2 separate regions of the Homo sapiens genome follow, and region 1 is linked to region 2. Evidence: chromatin loops called from intact Hi-C (ENCODE). Cell type or tissue: adrenal gland. All regions are shown on one strand. Each heading gives the region's core, and the rest is flanking DNA. Links, peaks and the distances in the headings are about the cores only. Region 1 holds the start of LOC105376733 (a long non-coding RNA gene). Region 2 has its middle 93 kb from the start of CIROZ.

Region 1 (8,324 bases), core at 206-8,205, 71 kb after region 2:
CTTTCCTCAGAACCCGGGGAGGGGTGGGGCAGGATGGCTGCCTGCAGCTGGGGCTTGGGCTGGAGGTACCACTAGGACCGATGGGGTTGGGGGCATTGTCCAGGCAGGGAAGGAGAAGGAAGCCTACGGAAGAGGAGAGGAGGCCGGAAGAGGATGTAGAACTGCACGAAGCCGGCCAGCCGAACTTGGCTTTAGAATCAGACAGGTTTGTAGGGCCTGCTGGGATCCTAGCAGAGCTCTATTATATGCCAGTCATTTTACCCACAAGAAAACAAAGACTCAGAGAGGTGGGGTGACTTGCCCAAGGTTACACAGCAGGCAGAGTAAGAGCCCTGGCTGGAACTCGGGGTTCCTGGCTTTCAGACCCTTCTGACTTTCCCTGCTCTGAGGGTAGCCCAGAGAAATTCAGCCCTTAGCCCAGTGCTCTGAAGGCCTGGTTTTCTCAGGCTGGGGCAGCGCAATGAGAGCATGAGGTCTCAAACCTTCTCCCCCAACTAAGGGTGGCCGCTACCCAGGGTGCCCTGATGGTGGCTCCAAGGGCCCCCTTCAGTCTAGAGTATCTCTTACAAGTTTATGTAAGTTTGATGTGCTATTCCATAAGGGATTTGTGTTGCTTAAATAAAAGTTAATGCAGGTCGGGCGTGGTGGCTCACACCTGATTTCCAGCACTTTAGGAGGCCGAGCGGGGGAGAGTGCTTGAGACCAGGAGTTCAAGACCAGCCTGGGCAACATGGTGAGACCCCATCTCTACAAAAAATTTTTAAAAATTAGCCAGGTGTGGTGGCAAGCACCTGTGGTCCCAGCTACAAGGGAGGCTGAGCCAGGAATCACTTGAGTCCAGGAGGTCGAGGCTGCAGTGAGCTGTGTTCACACCACTGCACTCCAGCTTGGGAGACAGAGTGAGACCTTGTCTCTAAAAAAAAAAAAAAAAACAAAAGTTGGCCAGGTGCGGCGGCTCATGCCTATAATCTCAGCGCTTTGGGAGGCCGAGGCGGGTGGATCACTTGAGGTCAGGAGTTTGAGACCAGCATGGCCAACATGGCGAAACCCCGTCTCTACTAAAAATACAAAAATTAGCCAGGTGTGATGGCGGGCGCCTGTAATCCCAGCTACTCGGGAGGCTGAGGCAGGAGAATCGCTTGAACTCGGTAGGCGGAGGTTGCAGTGAGCTGAGATGGTGCCACTGTACTCCAGCCTGGGCCACAGAGCAAGACTCTGTCTCAACAAAAAAAAAAAAAAAAAAGAAAAAAAAGAAAAGTTAATGCTCCCCCACCCAAAATTTAAGAAAGAAACTGATGGATTGGGAAGACGTGCCAGTTTATCCCAGGGCTTCATCTCCCCAGAGTGGGGCCAGCTCTGCCTGCTAGTGAAGCTCACAATTAATGATCCACTCAGATGTTAGTTTCTTAAGGCCAGGGATTTTGTTAGTTTGGTCACTGCTGTGTCACCAGCACTCAACACAGGGCTTGGCACATAGTAGGTGCTCAATAAATATGTGCTGAATGAATGAGTGAATGAATGAGCAAGGTTGTCCAGAAAGCCTGTCTAAGGAGATGAAGTTCTAGCTGAACTCTGAAAGACAGAGAGGCATTTAATTGGCAAAGAGAGGAGACAAGCTCTCAAGCCAGAGGGAGCAGCTAGTATGAGGGTCCCAAGACAAGAAGAACCAGTGTTGGCGTGGCTGAAATACGGAGTGTGCTGAGTGGGGCGCGGTGGGGGACTGTGAAGCTCAGCTCCTTTCCTTACGCGCTGTGTGATTATTGGTCCTTTCTAAGCCTCCATCCCTTGGTCTGTCAAATGGGGTATTACATTAGGATCCATCTTTCGGGAGTGGGGAGGACCCTGGAGTTGATGCACAGAGCCTGCCTGTGGCCAGTCCTGAATACCAGTAGCCCACAGAAGAATAACAGCAGGCTGGGTGCGGTGGCTCATGGCTGTAATCCCAGCACTTTAGGAGGCCAAGGTGGGCGGATCATCTGAGGTCAGGAGTTTGAGACCACTCTGGCCAATGTGGCGAAACCCCGTCTCTACTAAAAATACAAAAATTAGCTGCGTGTGGTGACAGGCACCTGTAGTCCCGGGTACTTGGGGAAGCTGAGGCACAAGAATTGCTTGAACCCAGGAGGCAGAGGTTGCAGTGAGCTGAGATTGTACCACTGCACACTAGCCTGGGCAACAGAGTAAGACTGTCTCAAAATAAATACATAAATAAATAAAATAATAGCGGTGATTATTATCATTATTCCAGTGAGCTTCCATGCTTCATTTCACACCGTACCCCCAGGCCCCGTCCCCAGCCCAGGCCAAGCTGCGGCCCCGGGGTGCCCCCTTCCTGTTCCCACCCCTCTTGAAGGTCAGGCCTCCCCAAGGTTATCTGTGTTTTTCCCTGGATTCTGTGAAGTCACACAGGTCACACTCTGGGGCTGAAAAGTGTTGCTTTTTATAGCCTTCCCTGATGGCCAGGAATGCCTGTGGGGCCCGTCCTAGGGAGTCCTGTCCCCGGAGCAGAGACACCTCCAGGGGTTGGGGGCTCTTCAGTCACACCAGCCCAACACCCCAGCAGTCTGGGGCCCTCTAGGCCAGGCCCCCACCCCAGCCAGGTGTCAGAGTGGCGGGGAGGCTGGCCAAGAAGGTCAAAGTGCCCTGGACAGAGAGCCGGGACTCCTGGGTTCCAACTCTGGTCTTGGGCAGCCATTATCCCTCTCTAGGCTTCAGTTTCCCCATCTGTAAAATGGGAACGTTGGGCCTTGCCTGCTTCCCACGGTGGGGAAGTATCCGGAGGCTTGGAAAGAATGGGGCAGAGGGTCAGCGGGTCCCCCAGCTAGGCCCCCATGATGGCAAGAGAGGGAAAGGGACAAGGGCAAAGCCGGGCAAAGACGGCGTCAGAGCGTCATTGATTTTGTGGAAGGATGCGGTGGGAGGAGGGAGGTGTGTCTCTGTGTGGCCGACACCCTGCCCCCTCCACCTTGTTTCCTCCTCACCCTGAGCCTTGCAGGAGGCACACTCATCACACAGCTTACTGGTGGAGAAACGGAGGCTGGCAGCATGGGCTTGGTTTTCCCAGGGTCACTGGCTCCTGTCCCCGGTTGGGGCGTCTCAGCAGGCAGCCCTAGGTGATGGCTGGCTGCCGAGGACCAGAGTTGGGGCCTGTGTGGGCACCCTCGGCGTGGGAGGTCTGTACCTCTCCTTCCGCTGGCCAGCCTGGCCCACGCCTGGCAGCTCACCCACGAGTCCCTCTATCCCCGCCCCTCCCAGTGCCCCCTGGAAGGAGCTTGACTCTGGGGTCCTAACTGGGCCCTGACCAGCCCGAGAGCAGCCAAGGGCTGGCTCAGCAAGAGGGAGGCTGCACTTTGCTTCCCTCCTTCGCCCTCCCGCCCCTCTCTCCGCCCTCTCTCCCCTCTGCCCCCTCCCCCGTTTAATCTGGTTCTTATCAAGGATAATAACATTCAGCGACAATCACCCAGCTGATTGCCCCCACACCCTGATTCAGCAATACAGAAGCCCATGGCCTGCGCTACCTGAGGAGGCCTCTGTGGAGGAGACCACCCCCACTCCCCCACCCAATGGGGCTTCTACCAACACCCTCATCACCCCCACACCTGGCTGGGTCCCCAGAGCACCTCCAGGGAGGGGACGCAGCCTCCCATCTCTACACATCTCTCAAAGCTGTTTCCTTTCCTCCAGGACCTGCCACAAGAGCCCAAGGACTCCTGTGGTGCCCATCTGCCCATCCCTCTCTCCCAAGAACAGCAAGCAGCAGCTCCCATTCACTGAACACTGACTTTGCGTCATGCTCTGCAGTGTTTGGGGCAGGTTCTCACTGGATCATGAATAACCAGGACTATTCTTAACCCTGTTTTATTCAGAGATGAGGAAACTGAGGCTCAGAGAGGTCAAGTCGCTTGCCCAAGTTCACACCGCTGGGCAGGGGCAAAATCAGGATTCGAACTCAAGACCGCTGGATCCCAGAATCCAGACTGAAGTGCTGTACATACTGCCAGCGGCCTGTGCCCTGCCAGAGGGAGAGCACCTGCCAGGCAGTGTCCCGTCCTCACACAACTGGGGTGGCTCTGCCCCAAGGGAGATGGACCTGAGACCAAGATCCCTCCCTCTCTGCCCTGAGCCTTGACATGGCAGAGCTGAGAGTGGGGGTTCCTGCTGCAGCCCAAGCCCGGGCCAGCTGCCAGGGCTGAGCCTGGGGTGCCTGCACCCCATGGGGACCTTTGTCCCTTTAATAGGTCCTCCTGGGTACAAGATGTCCCAGGGCGGAGGGTGCAGCTGGAGTGCCAGGTCTGGGCAAGCCCTGCCCGGGGCACTCCCCAGTCTCTGGAGCTTGGGGGGAGGGCAGCCTTGTCTTTAACTGCAGCCATTGGTTTCCCTGCAGACAAGAACTGTGGCCCGCAGTCACCCCCAGCCAGAGCAAGACTTAGGGGTCTTAGGTATGGTGGTGGCCAGAGGCACAGCCTGGCACTCTCCTAAACATCACCCACGATGTTTGTACAGATGCCCCACCCCTCCCACCTGCTTTCAACCTCACGCCTCTTGCTCCTGTTGCCTGTATCCTGGTCTCCACAATCCCTAGAAAGCATCCGCCCTCCTCCCTCCCAACTACTTTGAGCCTCCACGGGCTTCAAGGCCCTGTTCTCAGCACCTCCCTCAGGAAGCCCTCCCTGCCTGCTGCAACACACACTAGTCTGCCTTTCCCTCCTGGAACTCATGAAGTTCCTGGTGTAGGGTTATCTTTGGCCAGGCACGGTGGCTCATGCCTATAATCCCAGCACTTTTGGAGGCCGAGGCGGGTGGATCATCTGAGGTCAGGAGTTTGAGACCAGCCTGGCCAACATGGTGAAACCCTGCCTCTACTAAAAATACAAAAATTAGCCAGGCATGGTTGGGGGCAACTGTAATCCCAGCTACTTGGGAGGCTAAGGTGCAAGAATCACTTGAACCCGGGAGGCGGAGGTTGCAGTGAACCGAGATCACACCACTGCACTCCAGCCTGGGCGGCAGAGCAAGACTCTGTCTCAAAAAAGAAAAAGAAAGAAAGAAAGAAAGAAAGAAAGAAAGAAAGAAAGAAAGGAAGGAAGGAAGGAAGGAAGGAAGGAAGGAAGGAAGGAAGGAAGGAAGGAAGGAAAGAAAGAAAGAAAGAAAACCTTATCATCTGTCAGTTCTCTTCTGCCTGCATTGGTTGAGCCCCTACTGTATGCCAAGCCCAATGCTGTGCTCTACGGGGAAAAGTAAAATATTATTAGCTCATGGTACTGGCCTTGTATATGCTCTCAGGCCTGGAGGAGAGGAGATGACATGTGCCTTCCTAGAGTCCCTTTCTAAATAGCCAAGTTCTTCTTCCACCCATACCCCCTGGGTCTGAGGGCTCCAGTCCTCAGGGGCGCAAGCACCCCAGGCTCAGCCCTGGCAGCTGTTCATAGTATGTGCTCAATAAATCCTTGCTGGTTGAAGAATGAGCTGAATGAAGGTGCCAGTACCAGTGGGCTTGCTTCATGTCCTTCTCTGAAGACAGGGACCAGGTGATGTCCTACACGCAGGAAAAGCCAGAGTTTCTGGGAACTTGCAGGGGGGTCAAGGCTAGGGAGGCAGGAGCCAGGAAGGTGCTGTCTCATTTGAGACCTTACAACAGAGGGGTGGGGGCAGGGAGCAGGTAGGAAGAGCATTCCCTGGGAAGCCACAGCAGGGGCAAAGGTGGGGGCTAGACCACCTGGGCCTGGGGAAGTGAGTGCAGGCCAGTGCATTGGAGAGGGGGAGCCCCAGCGAAGAGAGGAGAGGGTGAGGCCAGAGAGGGTGGTGGGACCTTGCGAGTCATGTGAAGGGACCTGGACCAGGCCCTGCAGGCCCCAGGAGCCTCCGATGGGCTTTGAGCAGGGGACTGTGGGCTCAGGTTTGCCACTGCAAGAACGGCAGGTGGGCAGGGCCAGCAGCCATCAAGGAGGAGGCTGCAGAATCCCAGGGGAGCCTGGGCGGCAGAATTCCCTCTCCTCTTCCTCCGGCTCGTTCTGGGACTCCTACATCTTAGCCTCTTGGGACCCCGAGGGCTTATAGATGCAGACAGGAACTGTGCCCCCCAGTCGCCCCAGGCAGGGCAATCAGGGCATGAGTTCTCAAATCTTCTTCCCCTACCAAGGACAGCAGCTACTTAGGGTAGCGGCCTAGAGGCCTAGAGCTGGGAGAGGCTCTTGCTTGAGTTTGACAATGAGCTGAGGCGCAAACCCAGGCCCCCGGCCTCAGACCGAAGTGCCCCTTCCCCACCATGGACAAGGAAGGGTAGTGGGCATCTGTGGGAATGAGGGTCCATCAGGGTATCCCTGCTCAGGCCACAGACAAATATGATCTCGCATAGTCCTGGCAAGACCAGGGCATTTAGAATGGGCCAGAACGGAGGCTGAGAATAACAAGTATCTTCCAAGGAATAAGGGTGGGGAGCGACAGGGAACCAGGTTCCAGTGTAGGACCCCCTGCCAGTCTTGCTGCTTTTAAAGAGACAGCCTGTGTCATAAAGCAGTAAGGTGATTCCACGGATGACAGATAGGGATAGCAATGGCTACCCCGTCAGGCACCTAGTACGTGCTTGGCACTTTTCATGCACGATTTCATGTGCCCTCATGATAACCTTATGAAGAGGTCGTGTTAGTGACCCATTTTACAGATGAAGAAACGGAGGCCCAGGCCCAGGATGTAATTTCTGCAGCGGCTGTAAAATGGGAGAGTCAGGATTTGAATGTGTGAGGCCTGACCCTGGAGCTGTCTCTTAATGCCATCTGGCTGATGTGGGTTGTGTCAGGGGGAGAGTCAGAAAGGCTTGGGTTTGAATTCAAGCTCTGCCATTAAGTGACCTCTCTGAGCCTCAGTTTCCTCCCCACCACCCCAGAACACAGAGATGAGGACAAGTCCACCTCCTGAGGTTTCTGTGAGGACGTAAGACGATGCATTTCACATGCCCGGAACACAGAGGGGCTTGGGAGCACCTGCCCACCTTCCTTTCCAGCAGCCAGCCTGACCCTGCCTGGCCTCTGTCAGGTGCCCACACCCCTGTCTGGGCACCTTCAGTCTCTGCCCCACACCCATTTGCATGCCAGGCTGCCAGCCTTGGCAGGTGAGCCAGGCACGCCTGCCTCCTCCCCCTCCTGTGGGTGTCAGGGAAAGAGCTGGGAGCCGAGCAGGGGCAGGGGCCTGTCAGGGCTCTTACCCCTTTGGGCTGGAGCTGGGGAAAGTGGGCACTGGGCACAGAGGGCAGCCCTCCTCTCTAAGGGCCCCCAAGAGTGCTGGTAGGTGTCGACTCTGGAGAAAGGTGCAGGGCTCCCTCTGCCTCTTCGTCCCGCCTACTTCCTCAGCCCTCGATAAAGGTGTTTAGCCAGCAAACAAAACAGACCAGGCCCATTTCTCAGAAGCCTTTGGCTCCCCTGAGATGCCAAATAGCCGCTCACTCTTCCGCCTCCACGGACTGGCTTTGGTGTTCATGCTGGTTGGGGTGAGTGCTCTGAGCCTCAACACCTTCATCTATAAAATGGGAGTGAGACTCTCTCCGTGGATGGTCTTGAGGCTTCAGTAAGAGTGCATGGGGTGACAGCTATTTTAGCTTAACCACAGATTCTCCGGCCCTAGTAAGCTCCCAGGCTGAAGTTCCCCCTCTTGAGCACTTGGGGAAACTCAGGACCTGCCCCCAAGCTCCTAGGTTAGTAGAGGTGGGAAATTGAACCCAGGAGTTCACACTCCCGCCTCTGCCTGTTCTTGAGAGGGTGGTGCCAAGATACGGTCTCCTCTCCCAAGGGCCCAGAAGAATTTGGACAGGGAAGAAAAACAAGCCCCAGCCTAATGTTTTTCATTTCTGTCCTGAACAATGCAGTTTCTGGGCTGATTGTTAAGCAAATATTGCAGGAGGCAGGGCCTCAGAGCTGATGCAGGCTGGGAACACTATCAGAGCCACAGCTCCAAGGCCAGGGCCCCGGCCTCTGCCACCCACAGATCCTTCAGCGCTCCAGGTCCCCTAGTTGGCCCTCCCCGAGGTCTAGCCACCTGTGCAGAGGGGCTTCAGGTCCTGGAGGCTGTGTGAGTCCCACCCTGGGGTGAAGGCGTCATAGAGACTGTCTGGCCCACAATGTCAGGTCTCTTCTCCCTCCCTCCACCCTCCTTGGGGGCAACTGGGAGTTTGATCCACTGTCCCAGCTTGTGCTGGACTGCGGGGTTTCTCGTGACATGGGACTTTCAGTGTTAAACCAGTAGAATCTCAAGCAAATCGGGGTGATTGTTCACTCTGCAGGCCTCAGAGAATGAAATGGGAAGATTCCTTAGAAGACGATGATGATAATAAC
Region 2 (8,324 bases), core at 184-8,183:
AGAAGTCAAGTGAATTGCCCCAAATCACACAGAAAGTAGCAAAGCTGGTTCTTGAACCAGCAGTCTGGTTCCAGAGTCTGAGCTCTTAGCCACTACGCCATATGTATATATACATATACAAATGATAGGTAAATAGCAGTGAACCAAACAGATAAAAATCTCTGCCCTACATTCTAGTTGGGGCAACAGACAGTAAACACAGTAAGTATAATCTTAACATTGTTAAAAGGTGGCAAGTCTCCTGGCCAAAAAAAAAAAAAATGCTACTGCAGGTAGAGGGGACTGGGTGTGGCCACTCGTGCCTGTAATCCCAGCACTTTGGGAGGCCAAGGCAAGCAGATCACCTGACGTCAGAAGTTCAAGACCAACCTGGCTAACATGGTGAAACCCCATCTCTACTAAAAATACAAAAAATTAGCCAGGTGTGATAGTGCATGCCTGTAATCCCAGCTACTCTGGAGGCTGAGGCGTGAGAATCGCTGGAACCTGGGAGACGGGGGTTGCAGTGAGCTGAGATTGTGCCACTGCACTCCAGCCTGGGAGACAGAGTGAGACTCTGTCTCAAAAAATAAAAAAGAGAGAAAAGAAGGAAGAGAAAGAAAGAAAGAAAGGAGGGAGGGAGGGAGGGAGGGAGGGAGGGAAAGAAGGAAGGAAGGAGGGAGAAAGGAAGGAAGGAAGGAAGGAAGAAAAAAAGAAAGAAAGAAAGAGAAAGAAAGAAAAAGAAAGAGAAAGAAAGAAGAAGGAAGGAAAGGGAGGGAGGGAGAGAGGAGAAAGAAAGAAAAAGAAAGAGAAAGAAAGGAGGAAGGGAGGGAGGGAGAAAGGAAGGAAGGAAGAAAGAAAGAAGGGGGGAGGGAGGGAGAGAGAAAGAATGAAAGAGACAGAGGGGGAGGGACGGAGGGAGAGAGAGAGAAAGAAAGAAAGAAGGAAAGAGAGGGAGGGAGGGAGCGAGAGAGAGAAAGAAAGAGAGAGAGAGAAAGAAAGAAAGAAAAAGAAAAAGAAAGAAAGAAAGAGAAAGAGAGTATAGGAGTGGGCATGCAATTTCAAATAGGAAGGTCAGGGAATATCCCCAAGAAAGAGATATTCATGCCAAGTCTTGAGGAAGGTGAAGGAGAGAGCCCTTTTGAGATCTGAAAGGAAAGCACTCCAGGCAGAGGCACCTGCAAGTGCAAAGGCCCTGGGGCAGAGTGGCCTGACTGTCCCAGGAGCAGCAAGGAGGCCAGTGGGGCTGGAGTAGAGTGAGAAGTGAGGTGGGAGGAAGTGAGATCAGAGAGATAATGGAGGAGATGCAGATGGCAAGGCTCTGAGGGCCAATGTGATGACTTCGGCTTTTCTCTGGTGCCAGTGGGAGCCATGGAGGGTTTGAAGCAGAGCGGCGATGTGATCTGGCTTATGTCTAACAAGATCCCTCTGGCTGCTGAGTGGAGACTTTCCATAGAGGGCAAAGGTAGAATCTCGGAGGCTGCTGTGACAGTCCAGGATGATGGTGGCTCGGCCCAGGCGGGTAGTGTGGGCTGGAAAGAAGTGGTTTCCTTCTGGATGAATTTTGAAAATACAGTTGACAGGGTTTGCAAATCACCTGGCTGTGGGATATATATATATTTTTTTTTTTTTTTTTTTTTGAGATGGAATTTCACTCTTGTCTCCCAGGCTGGAGTGTGGCAAATCTCAGCTCACTGCAACCTCTGCCTCCCGGGTTCAAGCAATTCTCCTTCCTCGGCCTCCCAAGCAGCTGGGACCACAGGCATGTGCCACCACGCCCAGCTATTTTTTTTTTTTTTTTTTTGCATTTTTAGTAGAGACGGGGTTTCACCATGCTGGCCAGGCTGGTCTTGAACTCCTGACCTCAGGTGATCCACCCGCCTCTGCCTCCCAAAATGCTGGGATTACAGGCATGAGCCACCGTGCCCGGCTGGCTGTGGGATATTTTTAAAAGAGAGGAATCCAGGACTCCCAAGCCTTGGAGAAGGGGAGATGCCATTAGCACAGCTGGGAAGCCTGGGAGGAATTTGGTTGGAACATGTTATGTTTGGGGTGCTGAGGCAGATATCACTGAGAGCTTGGTACCCTGTTCTCTGTTGGGTGCATAGGAGGATGGTACATCTTGCCACATTGAAGTTAGATGTGGCCATGAGACTAGCTCTGGCCAGAGAGTTGTGGGTGGGAATCATATGTGTGATTTCTGGGTCAGGGCATTTAATCACCTCCAACTCCGACGGTTCTGTCCTGAGGCTGCCTAAGGAGGAGGCACTGAGGTGGAACCTCCATTAACCTGGGTTACTGAGTGACTCATGAAGGAAAGCCCCCTGCCTACCTGCCCTGGACGTGTATCATCAGAAAGAAATAAGCCTTTGTTGTTCTAAGACACTGAGATTTTAATGTTGTTTGTCACAACAGCATAATTTATCTTATCTTGACTAATACAGGCACCTATTAGCAGGACTGTCAGTTAAGGTTGCACAGGTTGTACATGATACCAGGGCAGCATAACCGAGGGGGTTTCATTTTGATCATAGACCTGTCTACCTTCCAGGTCCTGCACACAGGTAAGGACAGTGTTCTATTGCAGTCACACTCAGAGCGGCCCCTGAGGCTGCTCCTCTTGCTCACAGCCTCTTTGGGATGCCCAATTTCCACCTCCACCCAAGTCTAAACCTGTTAAGCCTGCATTACAGGGCAGGGGTGGTGGGGGGAGTGGTCAGAGTGTGACTGTTGCCTTAGTGCCTGGTGTGGGTGAGCAGGAGTGTGTGCCTGGCCTGGGATGCTGCCCCCAGGAAAGCTGCTTCCGAGCCAACCCAGGCCAAGCTAAGGGGGTGACTGTGGGGGCACTACCATGCCCCAGCCCCGGCACTGCTTCTAACGGGATGCATATGCTCTGGCCACAGATTTAACAAGAAGTTTGATTTATGGAATTGCTGTTGAGAAGAACTGAAGCTGGATGCTACTGATTAAACCCCAGAGCCAGTGCCCCTCCCCCTCCCTTCGCAAGGACCAGTCTGGGCTGCCTGGCCAGGCCTGGAGCAAGCGGGTGCGCTTTGCCTCCTCCCATCCAGCCTTCCCGCCGTTGGATGGAATCATGTGCAGTGCCAAGTTTTAAAGAAAGTTTCTTTTGCCTTAGAAAGTCACTTTCTCCTAGCTGGCTAAGGGCTGTATGAGCAGAGGCAGCTCCGCCTCTTCTCCAAGTGCAGATGTGGAGCAGACAGGCTATGGACATGCGGGGGGCTCTGGGGAGAGAACTGAGCCACAGATAGAAGTTTAGAAATTGTCGGCATACGCTTGGTGTTTAAAGAGTAGAGGCACGCAGGGGATCTCGGAGGGAGGGGGCACGTGGAGAAGAGTCAGAGGATGCTTGGGTGTTTATGGTGAGGACGAGGAAGAGGAAGCTGCAGAGGAGACTGGAAGGAGCAGCTGAAGAAAACGGGGAGGAACAGCCAAATAAGGAACGTTCAGGAGGGCGTAGGGACCACTGGGTCCAGTGCACTGATGGGACTCGTAGAACAATGGCTGCGAGCTGATGACTGGGCTTTGCTACCTGGACCCTAGATTAGAGCAGTTAGTGACACAGAGGATGGGAGGAGAGGAACCGGAGCTCTCTGAGTCTGAGAATAGGATGGTAGTGGAGGGGAGGTGGGGTTAAGGGAGAAATGAGGCTGATGAGCCCAAGACAGAGACAGCTCCTGTCGCTTGAAATGGAGTTGGAGCGCTGTCCCCAGGCAGTGAGAGGGATGAGTCCGGGGCCCAGCGGGAGGTGCTGGCCTTAGATGGGAGATGCCATCTCCCATTAGATTGCCAGGTTGCCTGTGTGGAGTTTCCCCATTCTAGGCCCCTAGCAGCGCCTGAGGATGGCCTGTTTCCCGTCTGCCCCACACCCCGCTGGAGATTCCACAGTGCGTGCAGAGCCCACCTCTCCTTATGGGGTTTCCAGTCCCCTCCCCAGCTTGGGTACTGATTTCTGGGAGTCTCCCGCTGGGGGCAGGAATTAGGATCCACATGGACCTTTTCCCACCAGGCCTCGATGAAGCTGCAGATGTGGGAACGAGGCCCAGAGAAGCTAAGTCACTTGCCCAAGGTCGGGCAGCTGTTAAGTGGTAGATTCTAATTCATCCCCAATTCTGCCCAATACTCTCCTGCTCTCAGGGATCAGAAGAGGGAATCGGACTGGGAGCTCCCTGTCAGAAGCGCCTGTGAGCTGTGCTGGTTTTGCCTCCTGCTGCTTTTGTGTTTATGCCTTCGGTACCGGGGAGCTAGATGCTTTCATGGGGTCGGTTGAAGAAGTGCAAGGCCAGCGGCTGGATCAGAGGTGTCAGGACAATCTCCTCAAGGAACCCACTAATAAGCAGGGAGCCAGAAAACGAGCGGGGTTAGGCTTGGTGAGGAGCGATGGCAGGGGAGCGTCCCTGGCAGGGGGCAGAGCGCGGGCAAAGGTCTGGAGGCTGGAGCGCAGTTCGGGAAACGGAGGGAGCCAGCCAGCCGGGGCGGGCGTGCCGGGGATTCGGAGGGGCCTGCAGCCTCGCCCGTCGAGCCAGGCCTGGCACCCCCTGCTGCGCCCGCAGCCCGCCCGCCCCGGCCGCCCAGGGGCCGCCTGCTTGGAGCCAGCCTCGCCCCGCCCGTGCAGTGGTCGCCCGGCCGCCCGGGGGCGTCTAATGGGCTGCCCGGCCCGCGTTCCGGGGAGTGGTCCCGGCCGCGCTAATGTGCGGTCGCCCCGCCCGCCGGCAGCTGGTGCCCCCGCGTCGACCCCGGGCTGCGATCGATACGCATCAGGCGGCGGGCGGCCGGGAGCCCCCACAGCGCCCCCTCCCCCGGGCGCCGCCGACTGCGGAGCAGGGGCCTCCCGCGCCGGGGGGTGGGGCAGGGCGGGCCGGGTGGGGAGGGGCGCCCCGTCTGGGACCCCCGGGCCGCGTCCACCCCGCGCCCCTCCGCCCCTTCTGTCTCGGGCCAGACTCCGGCCCCCTCTCGCCTCCCTCCTGCCCCTCTTCTGCTGTGGGGGCCCCGCTCCACGCCTCCCCTTCTCTGTCTCTCTCCAGGGCTCTCCCCGGGACCGCTCAGCCGCCCCGGGCGGGAAGCTGTGGGCTCTGGGCGTCTGGAGCCTCCCGCCCCTCTCGCCTGGGAGACCCGGGTGACGGTTTTAGGGACAAGGCCAAGGCCAGGGTCACAAATCCTGTGATCCTGGGCGGGGACCTGGGTAGGGCGCGAATGAGGCACTTGAGTGCAAAACTTCAGGGGGCGCCAAAAACCCCTCAGAAATCAAGATAAATAATACTTTCGTGCAATTTATTTATTTATTTATTTATTTATTTTAGACAAGGTCTCACTCTGTCGCCCAGGCTCACTGCAGCCTCGATCTCCTGGGCTGAAGCGATCCTCCCACCTCAGCCTCCCGAGTAGCTGGAATTTATAATAGGCTTGCACCACTATGCCCGGCTAATTTTTTTTTTTTTTTTTTTTTTTTGAGATGGAGTCTCACTCTGTCGTCCAGGCTGAAGTGCAGTGACGCCATCTCGGATCACTGCAACCTCTGCCTCCTGCCTTCAAGTGATTCTCATACCTCAGCCTCCCAAGTAGCTGGGACTACAGGGGCGTGCCACAACGCCAGCTAATTTTTTGTATTTTTAGTAGAGATGGGGTTTCACCATGTTGGCCAGACTGGTCTAGAACTCCTGACCTCAAATAATCCACCCGCCTGGGCCTCCCAAAGTGCTGGGATTATAGGCATGAGCCACCGCGCCCAGCCCCTGGCTAATTTTTGTATTTTTAGTAGAGACAGGGTTTCACTATGTTGTCCAGGCTGGTCTCGAACTCCTGCACTCAAGTGATCCGTCCGCCTCAGCCTCCCCAAGTGTTGGGATTACAGCTGTGAGCCACTGCACCCGGCCCTAATGGAATACTTTTTAAAAGCAAAATTAATGCAAAAATTTTTGTGGTGAACAACATATCAAAATTTTAAATACAGACAAGATCAGTAACTGCCTAGCTGAGACATATTGGAGCCTGGAGCAAAGGAAAAATCAGAATACTGATCCTGATATTTAAACTTTTAAGATTTTGTTCATCGTAGATTGTTCACCACGGATTTTAAAGGAGATCCATTCAGGGGTACTTGGACTGTGGGTGAGAGTCCACTCCCTCAGCTGTGATTAACCAGTGGGAAAGCATCACGTGCAAACATCTTAATTATCTTTTTTAAAAATAGCTTTATTGGGATATAATTTACATACCATACAGTTCACCTAATTTAAAGTGTAAAATTCAGCTGGGTGCAGTGACTCATGCCTGTAATCCCAGCACTTTGGGAGGCTGAGGCAGGAGGATCATTTGAGGTCAGGAGTTCAAGACCAGCCTGGACAACATAGCAAGACTCAGTCTCTACGGAAAATGCAGAAGTTAGCTGGGTGTCATGGTGTGCGCCTGTAATCCCAGCTACTTGGGAAGCTGAGATGGGAGGATCGCTTGAGGCCAAGAGTTGGAGGCTGCAGTGAGCTATGATCACACCACTGCACCCTAGCCTAGGCAAGAGAATGAAACCCTGTCTCAAAAATAATAATTAAGTGCGAAATTGAATGATTTTTAGTATATGCAGAATTGTGCAGCCATCGCCTCACCAATTTTAGAACATTTCCATCACTCCTAAAAGAAGCCCTGTGACCACAGCTGTCACTCCTCATTCCCTCTCAGTATCCAGTCCTAGAAAAGCACCAGTCTATTTCCTGTCTTTGGATTTGCTTATTCTGGATATTTCATATAAATGGAAACAGACAATCATACATCACTGTGTATTGCTTTTTCACTGAAGTATAATATTTTCAAGGTTTGCCCATGTCACAGCATGGATTGTCAATATTTCATTCCTTTACGTTGTCAAATAATAACCCATTGTATGGATATACCACATTTTACTTACTCATTCGTAGGTTAATGGACATTTGGTTTCCATTTCCGGCTATTATGAATAATGCTGCTGTGAACATTCTTGTGTCAGTTTTTGTGTGGGCAATTTTTTTTTTTTTTTTTTTTGAGACAGAGTCTCACTCTGTCACCCAGGCTGGAGTGCAGTGGTGCCATCTCGGCTCTCTGCCACCTCCACCTCCCAGGTTCAAGTGATTCTCATACCTCAGCCTCCCAGTAGCTGGGGTTACAGGCACATGCCACCATACCCAGCTAATTTTTGTATTTTTAGTAGAGATGGGGTTTTACTATGTTGGCCAGGATGGTCTTGAACTCCTGGCCTCAAGCAATCCACCTGCCTCGGCCTCCCAAAGTGCTGGGATTACAGGCATGAGCTACCACGTCTGGTCAGCAAAACTTTTTCATTTATTTTGAGTATATACCTAGGAGTAGAATTGTTGGGTCATACGGTAACTCCATGTTTAGCATTTTGCAGAACTGCCAGACTGTTTTGTGGTTGTACCAGGTTACAACCCCACCAGCAGTGTATAAAGGTTCCTATTTCTCCACACCATTGCCAACACTTCCTATTATCTGTCTTTTTGCTTATAGCCATTCTAGTGGGTGTGAAGTGGTACTTTTTAGTTATTTTGATTTGCATTTCCCTGGTGGCTGATGGTGGTGAGCATTTTTTCTCTCATTTATTGGATGTTTGTATAGCTTATTTGGAGAAATGTTTGTTCAAATCCTTTGCCCTTTTTCAAATATCTTCATTATCTTTTTTTTTTTTTTTTTTTTTTTTTTTTTTTTTTTGAGACGGAGTCTCGTTCGGTTGCCCAGGCTGGAGTGGTGCAGTGACGTGATCTCGGCTCACTGCAAGCTCCGCCTTCTGGGTTCACGCCATTCTCCTGCCCCAACCTCCCAAGTAGTTGGGACTACAGGTGCCCGCCACCATGCCCGGCTAATTTTTTGTATATGTAGTAGAGATGGAGTTTCACCGTGTTAGTCAGGATGGTCTCGATCTCCTGACCTCGTGATCCACCCGCCTCAGCCTCCCAAAGTGCTGGGATTACAGGCATCAGCCATGGCGCCCGGCAATTATCTTTTATATAAATGACATCACACCACATGTGTTGTTCTGACTTGCTTCTTTGCCCTTGACAGCATGTTTTGCAGATCTTTCCATGATATTTACAGATTTTCATAGATCTACCTCACTATTTTTAGTAGCTGTTCAGGGTTCCTCGGTGTGGCAATGCTATACGTATTTATCCTATCTCTGATTGATAGACATTTATGGTTTTTTAAACATATTTTCTATTACAAAAAGGCAAAGTAACAAACATCCTTACATACATCTTTGCCCACCCAAACAAGTCTTTCTGGAAAAGAGAGCCCTAGAAGTGGAATTCCCGGGTCAAATGTTTAAATTCAATGGATATTAA

The links. Hi-C counts contacts between places; a loop is a spot of excess contacts. Peaks named below come from ENCODE experiments on the same cell type or tissue, not always from the same donor. Only the 100,000 strongest peaks of a DNase experiment are listed, where the experiment ranks them.
Region 1: a loop joins it to region 2, with 10 times the contacts of the local background. A loop is called at or near these places in 2 of 110 quality-filtered maps.

The regions. Positions count from the first base shown.
Region 1 is chr1:10,814,751-10,823,074 of GRCh38, reverse strand. It overlaps LOC105376733 (a long non-coding RNA gene), which reads left to right and starts at 7,417. Exons shown (of 4, transcript XR_946954.2): 1 at 7,417-7,483. RefSeq lists an enhancer at 5,928-6,428. In adrenal gland, for the core only: no CTCF peak of the experiment used is centred there; no DNase peak of the experiment used is centred there.
Region 2 is chr1:10,885,263-10,893,586 of GRCh38, reverse strand. No RefSeq gene overlaps it. Among named protein-coding and RNA genes, the nearest start is that of CIROZ, 93 kb to the left of the region's middle. In adrenal gland, for the core only: no CTCF peak of the experiment used is centred there; DNase peaks (open chromatin) are centred at 3,904 and 4,219; H3K4me3 peaks cover 694 bases; H3K27me3 peaks cover 2,848 bases.